2 separate regions of the Homo sapiens genome follow, and region 2 is linked to region 1. A link is a loop called in an ENCODE intact Hi-C map of the cell type or tissue named here. Cell type or tissue: mammary epithelial cell. All regions are shown on one strand. Links, peaks and the distances in the headings refer to the core of each region. The heading gives the core; the rest is flanking DNA.

Evidence for each region. A loop is a pair of places that touch in the nucleus more often than their neighbours do. Peaks named below come from ENCODE experiments on the same cell type or tissue, not always from the same donor. Only the 100,000 strongest peaks of a DNase experiment are listed, where the experiment ranks them.
Region 2: a loop joins it to region 1, with 2.5 times the contacts of the local background. A loop is called at or near these places in 1 of 110 quality-filtered maps.

Annotation. Positions count from the first base shown.
Region 1 is chr2:226,444,530-226,452,904 of GRCh38, forward strand. No RefSeq gene overlaps it. Among named protein-coding and RNA genes, the nearest start is that of MIR5702, 210 kb to the right of the region's middle. In mammary epithelial cell, for the core only: no CTCF peak of the experiment used is centred there; a DNase peak (open chromatin) is centred at 3,542; H3K27ac peaks cover 2,306 bases.
Region 2 is chr2:226,758,743-226,767,117 of GRCh38, forward strand. The region is part of intron 1 of IRS1 (insulin receptor substrate 1); the gene reads right to left. Among named protein-coding and RNA genes, the nearest start is that of IRS1, 37 kb to the right of the region's middle. In mammary epithelial cell, for the core only: no CTCF peak of the experiment used is centred there; DNase peaks (open chromatin) are centred at 1,849, 4,889 and 7,799; H3K27ac peaks cover 2,640 bases.

The sequences.
Region 1 (8,375 bases), core at 119-8,118:
GGAATGACTCCAGAATTCAGTCATCTGGAGTCCTCTTAAATGTGATCTGTATTCAACCTCACTCAACTGAAACCCCCTTTCCTTTCCATTAGAACTGGCTTTACATCTAAACTTTGCAAGTATATTCCTTAAAAGATTTTTACTGTTGCTAGGGAGAGGCCTCTTTACTGCACCTGATAGCTCCCCTAAACTTCTTACTGATGTTGAAATTAGTTTGCCAACTCTTTTCATAATTAGAGATAAAATTTCAAAAGCATATCCCCGTGGAAAAAAGTATATAATGTTTGCACTAGGCTAGTGGAAACAACATCATTTACCCGAGTACTAAATGTGATAAGGAAGGGGTGAGAAAGGGGACCTCTCTGGGAACCTAAAGTGGAAAGAAAGACAAACAGCAGAGGTCAAGGAAGAGAGAAGAAAGAAAACCCAAGGTTCCACACAGCAGGATACACAGGCTCCTATTCTGGACTTAGAAAGCCATCGTGGTTCCGAATCACATCCTACAGAGAATGGTAATAGCCACTCTAGCAAACCAAATTCTTGGAATATTAGAGATATGTGTTGGAAAGGTCAGAGTGCCTCCAATTGATCCCCATGTTGAACCATTCTTTGGCACAGTCATTTGTACCCCAGCCTGATTTGTCACTGACAGGAACACCAGAGTTCCTTCTGTAGTGGATATTTGTATGTGTTCGCTTGTTTTCAGGGCCAGCACGCACCTCCCCGTTTTTCCAATATTAACTCTAGAATTTTATCTGGGGATTTACCTTCCAGTATGTCTCACATTAGGTAGAGCGCTTCTTCCACTCAAAAGTGGAAAAGATGGTAAATGTTAACCATTAGCCTGGTGACTGTGATTGGTTCAGAGAATTGCACATTAGTCAATTAAAACAAAACAGAAACATGGACTTTGGCTGGGACTTCTAAGAAAGATACCCTTGTTCTATTTAGTTGGACTTGAAGCCATAAAGCATGGAATTGTGCCAGCCATTTTGATACTACAAGGAGAGAATATTCTATTAGAGTGAATCCAAGTGGAACCTGAGTACAGTGATTGAAAAGAAGAAAAGGGTCCCAATGCCCCCTTTGAGTATCTGGCTCAGACCTCACCTGAAGCCAGCCCCATACATTGTTCATTGTGTGAGTCAATAGATGGCACCTTTGCCTAAAAAAGCTTGGGTTCAGTTATGCATCTCGTGGAACCAAATGAATCCTAACAGATAAATCTACTCTCAAACAAATATCCTAGGAGGAAAAGAAAAAGCTGGCTGAATAAATTAACATAAAGAAATGGTAAATACAGTGCTCTTAGCTCTTAGCCTAATGTGGTATAAGAGTTGTCTTGTGAAGACTAAACTTTCTTACTTTCTTCCTTTTCTACTACATGGATTTCTGTAAATAAATGTATACGGCAGAAATAAACTAAAATAAGTTCTTTAGTAAACAAAATATAAAAATTAACTTGTAATCATAAGCTCTCTGTTGTTCCCATTTATTTAAGGCAGTGATAACATTACCATGAGTGAAAAATCATAAGATTTCCAAATGTACAATTAAACTCCTTATAATCTATATTTTACAGATTAAGCACAATTTAATTTTATTATACCAAAAAAATGGAGGCTGGAGTACACACTCATGGCTATCTTGCCCTATTAGTAAAATCTGACCTCTATAGGGAAGGCTGTGAGAACAGAAGAAAAAATGGAAGAGAAGTCAGTGGTATTTTCCAAAATGTTGGAAGCAGAATTTTATAGTGGTGACTATAATTATTCTATGACATGTGTTAAGACATCTGGGTCATTTCTTCTTAGTAAAACAATGTTAGCAATTAAGCTGAGTCTATTTCACATAAGACATTAAGTCATGTAAAACACATAAGTAACAACAATAAATCAGTGTCAGGGTTTCTGACAGTGCATAATGTAATACCAGGCATAGAGTAGCATTCTATCTTGAACCACTTTAACCACTTGCACCCCTAAAGGAAATGCCAGTCACGTGTCCCAAATCAGAAGTTTCCACAACACCAGAGACTTTCAGCATGTCATTGCTCTTTGGAGACTATGTGCAAAAACGCATCAGTACATGGACTCATTTTAACATGAATCCTTTTTTAGAGGAAGCTAAGTGCTCTGTATCAAATCAGGAATGAGAGTTGCAGCCAATGAAGATGGAAAAAAAAAAAAGATAGCTTATCCCTTACTGCTGGCAAAGCCAATTAGGCCTATCTTTGTTTCATGACAGCTATATAAAGAATTGGGGAGTTGAGAGAGTGGGCATTTGATATGGATGTGCAAACTAATTCTTTCTGTTGGCTCACATAAACAACATTTAGTAGAATATCCGGTAGATGTTTTTTGGCCTCATTTCCCCAAACCATGTAAGGCAATGCAATCTAATCCATGCAGTGGTTTTCTGTCTTGTATCCAAAAAAAATACAAGAGCTTCTTCAGACAGAGAATTTAAGATGAGTTGAGGACTCAATTCTGATTCATTGGATTATTCCACTTGAAACTAAAATTAAGCTCACATTCACATGATGTGCTTGATGACTTTGACTTTCTCAATTTCTGTCATGAACTAGTGATACAGTAATTGTACAATATGCAAATTCAGCACCAACAGAAATTTTGCATTGTAATTTAATTTATTTGAGTTCATTTAGTCCTTTATAATTTCTTTATCCATCAATCTTTTCTAATAGATTGTGAACTCCTGGAAAGCAAAAGCTTCATTTGTGTCTACTTTGTCAGCTCTCTACTCATAGTGGAATCTCAACTGTTTGTGAAATAAATTTAGTATTGGTTTCTACAAAGAAGTATATTAAGCATTTCAGTTAATATCTTATTAAAGAAGTCCCACAAATAAGGTTAAATAGGATTCTTCTGGGCAGCATTCATTCTTATCTCACAAACATACATTTTTAGACGTTCTCTTAAGCACAAGACCTATAGCAATAATATCTAGCGTGCCCTGACTGCTCACTCTGAGTCAGGCCAAACACTAGGCACTCTGATTCCATTATTCCTTCTCTCTTTGCAACTACCTTATACAGTATGACTGTACTATCTAAATGTCACAAATAAGGTAGCTAATGCTTAATGTTTAAAGAACTTTATGTACCCAAGGTCGTACAATCTGACACCTGGATTTCTTGTTGTTAACTATCGCCCTATGCTCCAAAGCCAATATGTTTTGCATGTTGATAACTATGAGAACCAGTAGAAAAATGCCAAGTCTATAGGAGCAATAAGGAAGTAATTACCTTTACTATAAACTTTAATTTTTCTTGCTTTTTGTTTCTTAGTTTCAGAAATGAGATCAACCACATAAATTCATTTAAACCCAAGGGCATATATGGGGATGACTGTATGAGATCTTAAATCCAAAAACTGTTTGGCTCATAAAGGTTGGCATAAGCCAGCACCACTGGAAAGCACAGTCTGCTGCATGCTCAGAGAAAACAGGTGTGCAGAATGGGGTATGAATCATGCAACTGGCTTCGATTGGTGGGTTCACAAAGTTATTTGAGCATGGGACATAGGCCATTCCCTATTATGTCAGCCACTTCTCCTACATGTTTCAAGAGATGAAAAAATGACACAGGTCAAAAAAATTACAAGCATTTTCTATGACAATTGAAGATGCTTGTCTGGACAGCTGTTACCCTGAATCAGCAAATAGTTTAAAGTGACTAATGTTCATTCTGACACAAAATGTTATTTACTTGATCTTTTCATATAAATGTTACAATAACTTTTTTCACTTTAAAGGATTTTTGTAATGTAAAATAGGAAAAGTTATCTAAATTAGCACTAGAAAAAAAAACTTTTATATAAGGTTAAATCCATTTATTTTACCAATAGCCTATATTGAGTTCAAGAGCTAGCAAATAGGGTGTGAGATCAATTAGGGGAATACCAAGAGGGCTGCACTGTTAAAATATTCTAGAAATCTCAATCTATTTTCTTAAGGCCTCTTTAATAGATCCAAGGAGAAATATATGGACATGTGAAACTAACTACTTGTCAGAACAGGGAGAAAGTTAAGGACAGTTTTCAAAAAACCAATAGTAGAAGGTACTTTATCCAACCTAAATCCTTACCTAATGGAGAAAAAACAATCCTCTTCTCCAATCATTTCTAGCTTTCCAAAGATTTTTTTCTGCCAAAGTCCCCCATCAAAAGTAAGAGAATAACAATCTTAGAAACTGTTAGTTCTGAGATTTGAGGGAGTGGGTGGTACAGTTGGAAAAAAACTGATTTGTTTTTTTCTTTGGGGTAGGGAAGAAAGGAGTTTGGGTAGATATTTGACCTATATCTACCTATTTGACAAATCTAAAATTAGACCCTCCATTTTCACCCCTTTCTTATCCCAATCTTTCATCATTTCTGCAGTCTTTAAGACCTGAATCCCTTGTTGGCTGCATCTTTCTCTCAGAGTGCTCAAGTCTATGGTTATTCTGCTATTCTATATTCTATATTTCACATCCAAAAATAATTTTTGAAATACATTGTTTGGTTAAGTTTGCCCCCAACTACATTTTCTTCTAGGATCATACTTGGTCTTTATTCTGTTACTGTTATTTTGACTCCATCTCTGGATGCAAAAGAAATAAACCTGTGTGTGCAGTTCACCGTTTTCAATAGGAAGACTATTTATACTTAATAATTGAGAATTCACTTAACCATTCATTCTGTATTCAAAAACCACTTATTGAATATATTCTAACAGCCAGTGTCCTAAAAGTCTAATAAGTATATTATGTATTAACTTACTATTTTTTAAAATCATATGTCTTCTATGTACCAGGCATTGTAAAGAACTTCATGACTTAGTGTCTCAGGATACCAAAGGAGATAGCTAAGAGGAGATCTAAATTTTCTGTTCTCAAAAAGGTAAAGATGAAGAAGAAACATTTGTCTCTCTCAGGGGCCTGAGTGAAATGGCTTCTGGAATGCTCAAGAATTCTGAGAAGTGCAACCTACATGGAGACTAAATAATCTGAATTGCCAGTTTCAATAGTGAGGTGAAGCTTACTAATCATGCCCTTTCTCAAATCTCTTCTTCCTCATGGTAAGAGAGTTTCTTCCTTTAGTTTTGGCTGGAATCATGAGCAACCTGCTAGAAACTGCATTTTCAGCTTCCTTTGCAAAGAAATATGAGTAGAAATAACTTCTGCATAACTTCCAAGTTGTTTATATACAATAAAATTCATTCTCTGAGACCTCCTCCCTTTTCCTTCATCATGAGCCGTAAATAAAGAAAAATCAATGTCCCACTTTGATCATGCAGAGTTAGTCAGTGACCTAATGGGTAGAAGAAGAAAATGTCAGTGGAAGCCAAGTCTCTTAATGGCCCCAGGGAGCAGAGCTTCCTCACCCAGCTAGACCAAGCAGATGGTTTCATGAGGAATCAAAGACGACTTTCTTATTCAGACCACTATATGTTGGGGTCTCTTTGTGAAAACATCCTAAAAGTTGCTCTAAATAATACAATAGCCTTATTTTGCCAAATAATCGTAAGTTTCTCTATCAGTTTCCATATATCTATTAAAATTACGTTTTAAATAGTGTAAACCATAGTTTCCAAATATTCAAATTGTATTTAAATAAAATTTCAGGTGCTACGTTGCTAAATAAAAATTCAGTAAGCGAATTCACATAATAGCAATTACTCTAATCTTGGACAAAGCGAAGGAACAATGGTTAAATCATACAATGGCTCCTGAAGGACCTACTCAGATATCACACACAGTTACTTCTACGCACATTCCATTTGTTTAAGTCAGTGATGAAGCCTGACTCAATGGGGTTGGAATATATAACCCCCGGCTTCACCAGAAAGACACTGTGGCTCTTATAACAATGGGTAGGAATATACAATCCTCTTACAAAGAAAACAACAAATAACTGGGCGCAATAACACAGTCTCTACCACAACCAAATGAAACAAACTCTAAATAAGTTTCAGCTACAAGGCAAATAATTTAAATGGGCTTCAATTTCATTCATATGTCTTCATCTCCTTTGTGCCAATGGGATCTCATAACTAGAAGAGAATGTATTATATTTAGATATACTTTTAATTACATTTTAATGATAATGTTCTGGCCTTGTTACCTTCTATAAATAGAACCTATGGTCAGATATTAAAGCATTCATGCCTTAGTTTCTGATATTCTCACTCCTTTACCTCTGCAATAAAAACTTAACTTGCGACAGAAAGGATCTCTACCATTTTAGATCAAATTTATCTTTAGCTATGGTAAAGGCAACCTTGATCAATTCATAAATTCCATATATTAGAATTCAAAACAATAACTTCTATCATAAAATGACAAATAAGTATAAGGACTTATAAAGTATTCCCACACCATCATAACAAACTTCGTTCTTTATCCACTTAATTTTTACTAAAGTGAAATTAACATACCCTTTAGTCAGAAATTTTTTATCCTTGAAAGGCAAAAAAAAAAAAAAAACTACCTTTATTCTATTTTTAGTAAAGATTTGGTACATGACTATATAAACTATATATTACCGTCTTTCCTTTTTCAGCATTAACTACAACAGCAAAATAGTATCAAGTTGATCAGGTTAAGTTTTATAAAATTACATATCTGTTTGAATTGATTATGCATAAACAACTCCAAATAACTCTACTTAAAATGTAGAAGGATAAAAAGAAGCCCTATATTACTAAATGTGAGGCTTGAATCTTAAAATATTACTCAAATTTATTGCTTTAGGAAGCACCTAAATAGAGGAGTTCTATTTTTGGTTAGGACATGGCAAGCTGCAAGAGACTATTGCTTTTACCCTAACAGCCAAAACCAAGCCATATCAATTATAAAATTATAGTATTCTGAACCTACTGCTGATCTGAGGATGCAAAGAGAACTAAATTCCAGAAAGTGATTAGTATTTTATAAGAGAACTATAGCTGTTCTCAAACCTGATAGGCAGGCAATAAATCAATCCATCATTTATGTGGATAAGGAGAAATCCATTAACATTTTAAGAAACTATGACAAGTGTATGTGAGTTAGCAAGGCATGTTAGAATCCCAAGGAACCTTGGCCACAGGGCAAGTTCACAGACACATGTCAAGCTTTTGTTTGTTTTTACAATTCTCTGTCATTAAGTACTCAGGAACTCAAAGGCTAGGGGCAAGACAGAAGAGCTAAGAGAAATCTCCCCCTCCTCCCCCATACCTCTGAGTGAAAAGATATCTCCCTAGGTGCAGTTTGGAAGTCTGGCAGCAGATTGGTAGGTAAAGCACGAAGAGGAATCTTACGTATTCAGCTCTGCAGAAAGGAAATTTCTGATACTGTGTTCAAAATATTTGAAGTGAGTAGTAAGTTATATTAAACTAAAGCTGCAGTCAAGCCCAGATAAACTTGGCTACAATGAGATTTACACAGACCCCAAATCTATCAATTTATACATGAAGGGGTATGATAATTTCTAGGAAAAGATATAATTTACTTTACACTTCACTGTTATGATATGCAAAATGTTTGCTATAAAATAAAAACATTATAAAGCAAAAAATAACCAATTAAAATATGACCCATGATGAAGAAAAGACACAGCAAAATAGGCTGAAATATGGCCTAGATGTCACAAATCACACTTTAAAATAATTATAATAAAAACTATAAAAGATCTAATAAGAAAGGTATACCACAAGTATGAACAGCTGGGGAATTTGAGCAGATGCATGGAAATTTATATTTGAGCATATGCATGGAAACTATGAAAAAAGAATTAAATTGAAATGTTAGATGTGAAAACAATATATTAAAAAATGAAGGATTCAATTGGCTAACAGCAAACTGGATTCACCAGAGGAAAAAAATCAGTGAAACTGAAACCAGGTCATTAGAAAGTATACCAATTGAAACACAAAGAAAAAGATAAGAAGAAAGAGGAGGAGAAAAGAGAAGGAGAAGAAGGAGAAAAGAAGGCAGAGGGGAGGAGAGAACAAAGGGGAGGGGAGGAAAAAGAAAGTGAGAAAGAGAGAAGTATAAAAATGAGGAGGAGAATGAGAACAAAGACGGAAAGAAAGAAACTGAAGGAGGAGGGGAAGAGGAAGAAGAGTGTTCAAGATTTATGGTACAATATTAAATGATCTCAGATTACTGTAGTAATTACAGTCCCAGAGGAGGGAAGAGAGAGATTAAACAGAAAAATATTTGGAAACATAATGTCTGAGATCTTTCCAAAACTTATAAAAAATAATTCAACACCCAATAAGCTCCATGAACCCTAAGCAGAATAAACACAAAGCAAACCAAACCTGGACACATTGTAGTTAAACTCCTGAAAACTGAAGATTGCAAAAATGAATCTTAAAAGAAACCAGGA
Region 2 (8,375 bases), core at 36-8,035, 310 kb after region 1:
GTTTAAAAAAAAAAGGTGTCAGTGAAGGGATGAGGTTAAATGATTGGATGCTAATGGAAACCACCTCCAAATTAGCCAGACAGGACACACCCAACCTACCCTTCCTAAAATATCCAAGGAAGTGAAATTTGTGATGCTCTACAGATAGATACAGGTACTGTCTTTCAAGACCTTCTTGTAAATTCCTTTAGCAAAGATGCTCATTGCACATTACAAATTATTTTGCCCAGTAACTGTGGAATAAGTGGTTGTGTGATTATACATTCACTTCTATTTGTGTCCAGAGTATGACTCATAGAGGCCCAATGGGGGATAATGAAAAAATCGGCTCTAATATCCAAAACTGCCTGTGTCCGGGGCTGGTGCAAGGGATTACACAAGCCTCAAAACACAAATAAAAGTCACAAACTAGCAAGTAATATTCATTAGGCACCCATGTGGTTTTGAAAGACAATTCCAAATGCTTTCTTATATAAATGTGAGATATGGTTGCTAGATTTTTACAATGCCATGCTGGAAAATGGAAAAATTCTCTCTACAAAGGAAAACGTTTAGTCTGGAGAAAATGTTTACAGAGGTTTGCAGCAAATAAACTTCTAAATATAGTACCAGCACTTAATAAAGGGTCAAATAAGCTCTGGGTTCTTGAGCCTGAAGTTTTCAAGGATTTTGACACAGCCCCAATGAACCATGGCAGAACCATGGCAGCTGGCAAATGCCCTGAACCATTAGCCATCAAACAGCTGCTGAAGCAAGTCACATTCCACAATTCTGTAGCACTTCCTATCATATAGTAACAGTTGGTATGTGCCCAAATTTATTTTCTCACTAAAGCTGAATGAAGATCATGTGAGCAGAGAAACACTTTTATGATTAAAGCAGATATACATTTTCAGATGTATTTTTTAAATGAATGGAAAACAATGAAAACTTTTTCAAAATTCATGCAAAGACAAATAAACACCCTTTTTTGATATAACTTAAAACTACATAGTTTCTTTATAGCAGAGAAAATACAAGAGAATCAGAAGTCACAATAAAATGCAAATATGCCATGAAAAACAAAGCCATGAAAATGCACTGAAATGTTTTGTCTCCTAGCACTCTGTTGGAACTTGTACATAGGCTTAGCTGAGAAAGAAGAGTTATGCGCTGGGTGCTGTGGCTCACACCTGTAATCCCAACGTTTTGGGAGTGCGAGGCAGGCAGATCGCTTGAGCTCAGGCGTTTGAGACCAGCCTGGCCAACGTGGCAAAACCCCACCTCTATTTTTAGAAGTACAAAACAGCCATGTGTGGTGGCGCATGCCTGTAGTCCCAGCTACTTGGGGGGCTGGGGCTGGAGGATCGCTTAAGCCCAGGAGGTTGAGCTGCAGTGAACCGTGATTGTGCTACTGCACTCCAGGCTGGGTATCAAAGTGAGACCCTGTCTCAGAAAAAAAATAATAATAATAATGCATATAGAATAAGTCTACCATCCAAATGAGTCATTTATGTGCACAAATTAAATTTTTTTCTTTTTTTGTCTTATTGCAAGATTAAAAATTAATTTTAAAACTACAATTCAATAAGTGGCTTTACTAAAATGTTCCTTAAAATATTATTTTGACAAAAGCCGGCATCAAGAATCTCATTCTTACTCCTCAGAGAGAGTTGAAAATACCCAATTACTTTATAAAATGTCAATACAAGAGGATCTCACAGATAGCAAATCTAATAGTGTCCAGTCCACACTTCCCTACAAATACATGCGGTCATAATTTTTTTTACCCTCTTAATCTGCTGTGGCTCCATTAGTAAGCCCCTAAAAATGCAACCTGGCATTTACATTCTTGTCCATCTGGAATGTCTCTGCATCAGAGGAAAACCCTCAACCCCACCCCCCTCCACAAAAGATGAACAAGTGCACAGCTGGTATAAATCTGGGCACGTATGAAGGCAACCACTTGCATGCATGCATACACAAGGCTAAATGTTTAATCCCTCAAGCACCCTCTTCTACCCATTTTCAGATGATGCTAGGAAGGATATGATTTGCTTTTTTAAAAAATTGAATTATGTACTTTTATTAGACACCAAACAATTCCTTATTGAAAAGATATTGCAAGAAAAAAAGCTTGAAAACTTGCCATCAAAGCTGTCTGAAGTCCAAAGTGCTATCTTTTGCTGTCACCAGAAGACTTGGAACCAAATAGGCAGAAAGCTAAGGTCAATCTTGTGAAAGTATGATTGTGAAACCTAACCCTAGACCTCTGTCCTCTTCAGAGCAGCAGATTCACATATGTGCATTTCAGCAGAGATGCAGGAATTGCTGATGTTTTCCATGCTGCTTCCATGAAAACCAACACTTGCAGGGTTCACTGCCAGCTCATGATGTGAAGCTAAACTTAGAAATCAAGCTGGGTTCTATATTGAGCTACACCACCTAAGTAGCTGTGGGCAGGAATATGACTATATAGACAACTCCAATTCTTAACTATTGGTTTTTAACGAGAAGAGCAGACCAATAAAATTCAGCTTTCTAAAACAACAACATAATTGCTTTGGAATGCATTTTGGTAATAAATTTGGCTGCTGTAACTGAGGTTTTGAGAGGACAACTACAGGGGGCACTATTTACACCATTCTGGGTGTGAAAACAATTCCATGGAATTGTGCTGTACACAGCCCAGGTGACTGCCGGGTTTATTGTCATTCTATACCAACTTCCAAGAGCTCTATCCCAGGGAAAAAAAGTATCCATTGTATCTCTCTGATACTTTCCTACTTTGCTATATTCCTCTGTTTCTTTCTGGCCCCCTTCTCCACTCTGGTCAACTGTCACTTATAGTGACAGTTTTGTTTCTTATCAAACTTTAAATCGAATAAAAGCTAGTTGAGCTTCCAGAGAGCTTTACTCTTCCCACAAAGAATCCTAAGTTGTAGATGATTCAGATATTAAAATTTGAGCAGAACTAGAATTTTATAGGTACCTCAATAAACCTGAAATTCCCCAAATCCAAAACTCTGGAAGAGTTCCCTAACATAATTAGCTACAAATTTTCAATCTTGAAACTTAAATGACTGTTCCATGAATGCAGTTTGGAAATCATGACAAAGCCATAAGTACAGACATGGATAACAGAGGTTGCCAGGTGGCATTATGTTCCATCATAAACTACAGAAAAATTAAACTGTTCCATTATTTTTAGCCAAGACCTCTGGTTATTGGATTGCATGGGTGCCCTGCATTCCGCTTATCCAAAAAGCAAGTCAGAAAGAACTAAAATGGCAGCATAGAGGCTGAGCTGTTGTCCTACAACATAGCCCTTGCTCATTACAGAAGCACTAGGCACCCTAAGGTTCATTTTGTTCCAACAACCAGCAATCATTATTTTCCAGAAAAACTGAGATGTGAGTTTGGTTTGATTTATTAATTTAGTTACTCAAAATCTTGACCTTAGTGACTATAAATATGCTCTATCACTATTCAGGGGTGGCATCCTCACTTGGAATCTCTGGCCAGAATTCTTTGGGAAGTTATCATTGATATCTTATTGCATTGACAATTAATAGACAGACAGCTCATACCTCTTGAGATATTACTATCTAAAATGCCATCAGAACATAAAAATGCAAAAAAAAAAAAAAAAGAGAGAGAGCAAATCTTTATCTAAACATAAGCTTTACCTACCACAGGTAACACTAGTGAAGCATCTGTATAATTTACTCATTGCACTAAAAGTTTTAGCCAGTGAAGCATTGGCAAATTTTCTAATAGGGTCAGATTGCAAATATCTTGGGCTTTGTGGACCATGTATAGTCTCTACCCCAACAACTCAACTCTGCCATTGTAGCTCAAAAGCAGCCAGACAATACATAAAGAAATGGGTGTTCCAATAAGCTTTCCAGAAACAGGTGGCAGCTGGATTTGGCCCTAGTTTGCTGGCTCCTGGCCTACTGTAAAGCCAGAAGAACTATAGGTTGGTGCAAATGTAATTGCAGTTTTTGCCATTACTTTTAAAATGCCAAGACCTGTAATAACATTTGCACCAGCCGAATACATATTTCATTGTAAATCAGGAATAAAAATCCAAAAGAGGCTGATCATAAGAACAAAATCAGCTCAAAGTGACAAGCCTACAAATATAAAACACCTTTCCAATGGAAGGAATCAGGTAAAACTCTTACCTAACAAGTGGTCTGCCAGAGCGTTAACAGGCGTGCATTTGTTATTCTTACAAAAAAGTATAATACTCTTGCGATCATCCAGAAGAGAAAACTCATTTGGGAACATTTATATCATCATCTTCCTTTAAATGCTTTTACAACAAAGAATGTACAGTAACTTTCTGAATAGAAAGATAAAGGGGGAAAAATGATGATACAGTACCTCCAACGGCAAGAAAGGGAAGACTGTTGGTTTCAGGAAAAAAGAAACTGAAGAAAATGCATTGCTGAAGGCCTTGTACTGCTGGAGGGGCATCTTAGTTTGAATTCACCATTCCCTAAACACTTCCCATACCATCCTATTTTTGGTTTCTTTTTATTCAAATTACTACATTTTTGGGGTTTTTCTTTTTATACCATGTTGTGCTTTCTACAGTCTTGAATTACACAAGATTCTCACAGTCCTGCATTAAGGCTGTCTTGGAAGACTACTGTCCACATTTATGACAAAAATACTACAACAAAATCCACAAAAACTGCCATTCATGCATGCCACATCTCAGATCCTGGTGGTTACCCCCTTTGAATGCCAACGTGAAAATGAAACGAGCAATCCAGGGAGCTTGAATTTCAAGGCTATTTTTTAAAAGATGCCATCTGCTTTCCAAAAGCAACACAGACACAGAAATAGTTCTCTCCTTGACTAGCTACATTCCAAAATATTAGGTCATGGTGAGTGCATCCCATTGCCAATGGCCCAGGTATCTACGTATTCTGGCCTTTCTCTCTTGGTTTCTGTGATACTAGTCAAGTTTTATTTCATCTAGAATTATTCACTATCCTCCCAGTAATTCCAAATCACCTTTAATTGCCATTTAAAAAAAGACCCTACATAAGTCTTCCATTCAAACAAACAAACAATAACTGACTTTTGAATCAAATTTCTTTTTAGCAATACCCAAGCTACTCTTTTCTTCATTGTGGAAACCTACAATGAATCTCAGGGTACTAATCCATCCTATGATAATCTTTGGGCCAATCACTTAGTAATCAGAGCTTCCAAACTCATTTGTATGACCGTTGTATAGTAAATGAACTTCAAATCCAAATAAAATGAAAATCCCTATACACAACTCTGTAGTTCATGCCAAATGATGAAAAATGGATCATGGATAAACTTCAGCAGAACACACTCCAAGAATCATTTCCACTCAGTCTGAAAGTAAGTTTTATTATTTCCCCCCATACTAGATTTCCTAAATAATATTTCCTTTTGCTTTTTCTGCACTGCTATGGTGTATGTTCCTTTAGAAACATCGAAGGATCACTAATGGAATGTGGCAAGAATCAGAGCTAAAAATACAGCTTTTTGGCCAGGAACAGTGGCTCATATCTGTAATCCCAGTAGTTTGGGAGGTCGAGGTGGGAGAATTGCTTGAGGTCGGAAGTTTGAGACCAGCCTGGACAACATGGCAAGACCCCTTCTCCAAAAAAATATAAAAAGTTAGCTGAACATGATGGTGCTCATCGTAGTCCAAGCTACATGGGAGGATAAGGCAGGAGGATCACTCAAGTCGAGGAGTGCGAGGCTGCAGGGAGCCATGATCACTTTACCACATTCCAGCCTGGGCAACATAACAAGACCCTGTTTCAAAAAAAGAAAATCTATTTACCTACAGAGAGACTTTTAAAATTGTCATGAAAAGTATCTCAAAGCCTGACACATACATCATTAGTCTCAATGAAGACCAGAAAAAGGAGAGAGAATTAAAGAGGGTGACATTAGCATTCCTAGAAAAGGGAGTTAAAGCAGATCACAGTGAGGGTGCGCCACAGCATAACCTCTGTGAATCCTCGCGCAATTCACCTCTTGGGTTGCCGTCGTCAAGGTTTGATTGCTCATCTATATGCGAGCAGATCAGAAATGGACCAGCTGCCTAGCTTGCTGTTCTACAAGATGTACCATAAGACACTAATCAACTACTCCTTAAAGACAACAGTGTACATGTATTTTTAAGCGGTGGTTATAGAAATGCTGTCGATAGTGTACTTAGAAGTCTATCGCACAAACTTTGTTTCTTGTTAATTTTCCTCAAAGGCAAGAAAATCTACTTATACTTCTATTTCACTCCTTTTGAATTATATATCCTTAGCTCTCGCAAGCTTACACTATAGCTTCACCAATTCCTATTCTTTTTATAAATATTACTCATTCATTCATTCATTCATTTGAGATGGGGTCTTGCTATGTTGCCCAGGTTGACTCAAACTCCTGGGCTCAACCAATCCTCTGATCTTAGCCTTACGAGTAGTTGGGGCTATAGGCATGTGCCACTATGCCCAGCTCACCAATTCATATTCTTTTCTTAGAAAAAATCTGCTTAGACTTACCTCCCTCGGGAAATACACAGTTGAGCTGAAATGGAAATTAGAGACAAGATAATGCCTTTAAATTTTTATTGACTAACAAGTAGCAAAAACTCTTACTGAATCACTATTTATTGTCATATAAGCTTCTTTGAAGGGTACTCTGTGCATCCTACTCCTGGACTGGTCCACATAAGGGCCAGGAAGACTTTTTATCGGGGCCCTGTGGGGAATCGCCAACTTATCTGGGTTTCCTACAAAGTTGACTAATATTGCTCTCTGTGAGTTCTCTAAAACAACCCCATGAGCACTAATGGACTTTCCTAGGCTCACAGGAGTAAAGTATCCATGGAGCTTTTCCACCTGCCTACTCAACAGCTGGCCTCACAGCTTTGGAGCAACGAGAAAACTCCAGTTCCTACTTTGCAAAAATTGGGGAGGAACAGGAAAGGCTTTCCCACATTTCTCCTCTGCCACTTCCGTAAAAGAACTATGCAGGATGTCTTCATCAGCTGAACATAACAGGAACCAAACAGAAGCCACTTTAAAAAGTAAATCTGTTGAAAACATGGACCTAATTTTTATTGTAAATGGATTTAACTGAAATTTTACACTAGGGAATAAAGCTGAAATATATGAAAAAACTATATTACCTTATGTTTAACAAAGCATGTTTTAATTGAATCTACTAGAAAATTCTTAAATGAACAAAGTTTGATCAAGTGTTCATGTTTTTGGATTACTTTTCCTTCACGTTTCAACTTCGACTTCTTGTTTGGTCATCATGGAACAACCATAAAAAGAATCATTTCTGTAGAAATATTCAAAGGTTTTATGAATTTTCCCAAGGCCCTCTCTTAATCTTATATATATATATATATATATATATATATATATATATATATATTTTTTTTTTTTTTTTTTGAGACAGGGTCTCACTCTGTTGCCCAAGCTGGAGTGCAGTGGCACGATCTCGGCTCACTGCAATCTCTGCCTCCAAGGTTCAAGCAATTCTTGTGCCTTAGCCTCCTGAGTAGCTAGGATTACAGGCGTGTGCCACCAACCTCAGCTAATTTTTGTATCTTTAGTAGAGACGGGGTTTTGCCATGTTGTCCAGGCTGGTCTTGAACTCCTGGCCTCAAGTGATCCACTTGCCTTTGCCTCCCAAAGTGCTGGGATGACAGCGTGAGCCACCACGCCCAGCCAATCCTATACTATTTTTACCATGCATTTTAGAAGTACTAAAGTAGTCATTATCTTTGATTTGTTTCTTCAACAGTTGACTCATCTGCTAGATCTTTACTGGTCATTGACTGCTTGTGAAACCCAGCAATCCACCAGCATTACTTTCATTGACTTTATGAAATGCTGCATCTTTCACAAAAGGTGTATTTCCACACTGAATAAAACTGGATGAAGGATCACTGGTATTAAGTATAAAGAGATAATAAGCAAGGGCAGAGTTTAGAAGTGCTTAGTTCATTAGTGAATATTTTTGTGTCTTCTGCTTCCCTACTAAAACCTTATAATTGCAGGAACTCAAATAATGAAGATCACTCTCTTGCCACCATTCCATATGGTAGGATTCGGTTTCATCAACCCACTAGCATGCCTTCATGAAACCATAGAGCCAGCTGTCGAGAGCAGCTCAAAACAAGAATGATCACAGAATTAACACCTAAAAGCAAATGGTATAATAAAAAACATCATTAAAAGTTTACTCAGCCAACATAATTTTCCAGGAAGTTAGTAAAATCAAGTTAAAAAAAAAAAAGGCAATGAAGGTCAAAGCAAACTCACATTTACCTGATTAGTGCCAAATGTTTCTACTACAGGTTTTGCATGTCACCAGAAAAAAGG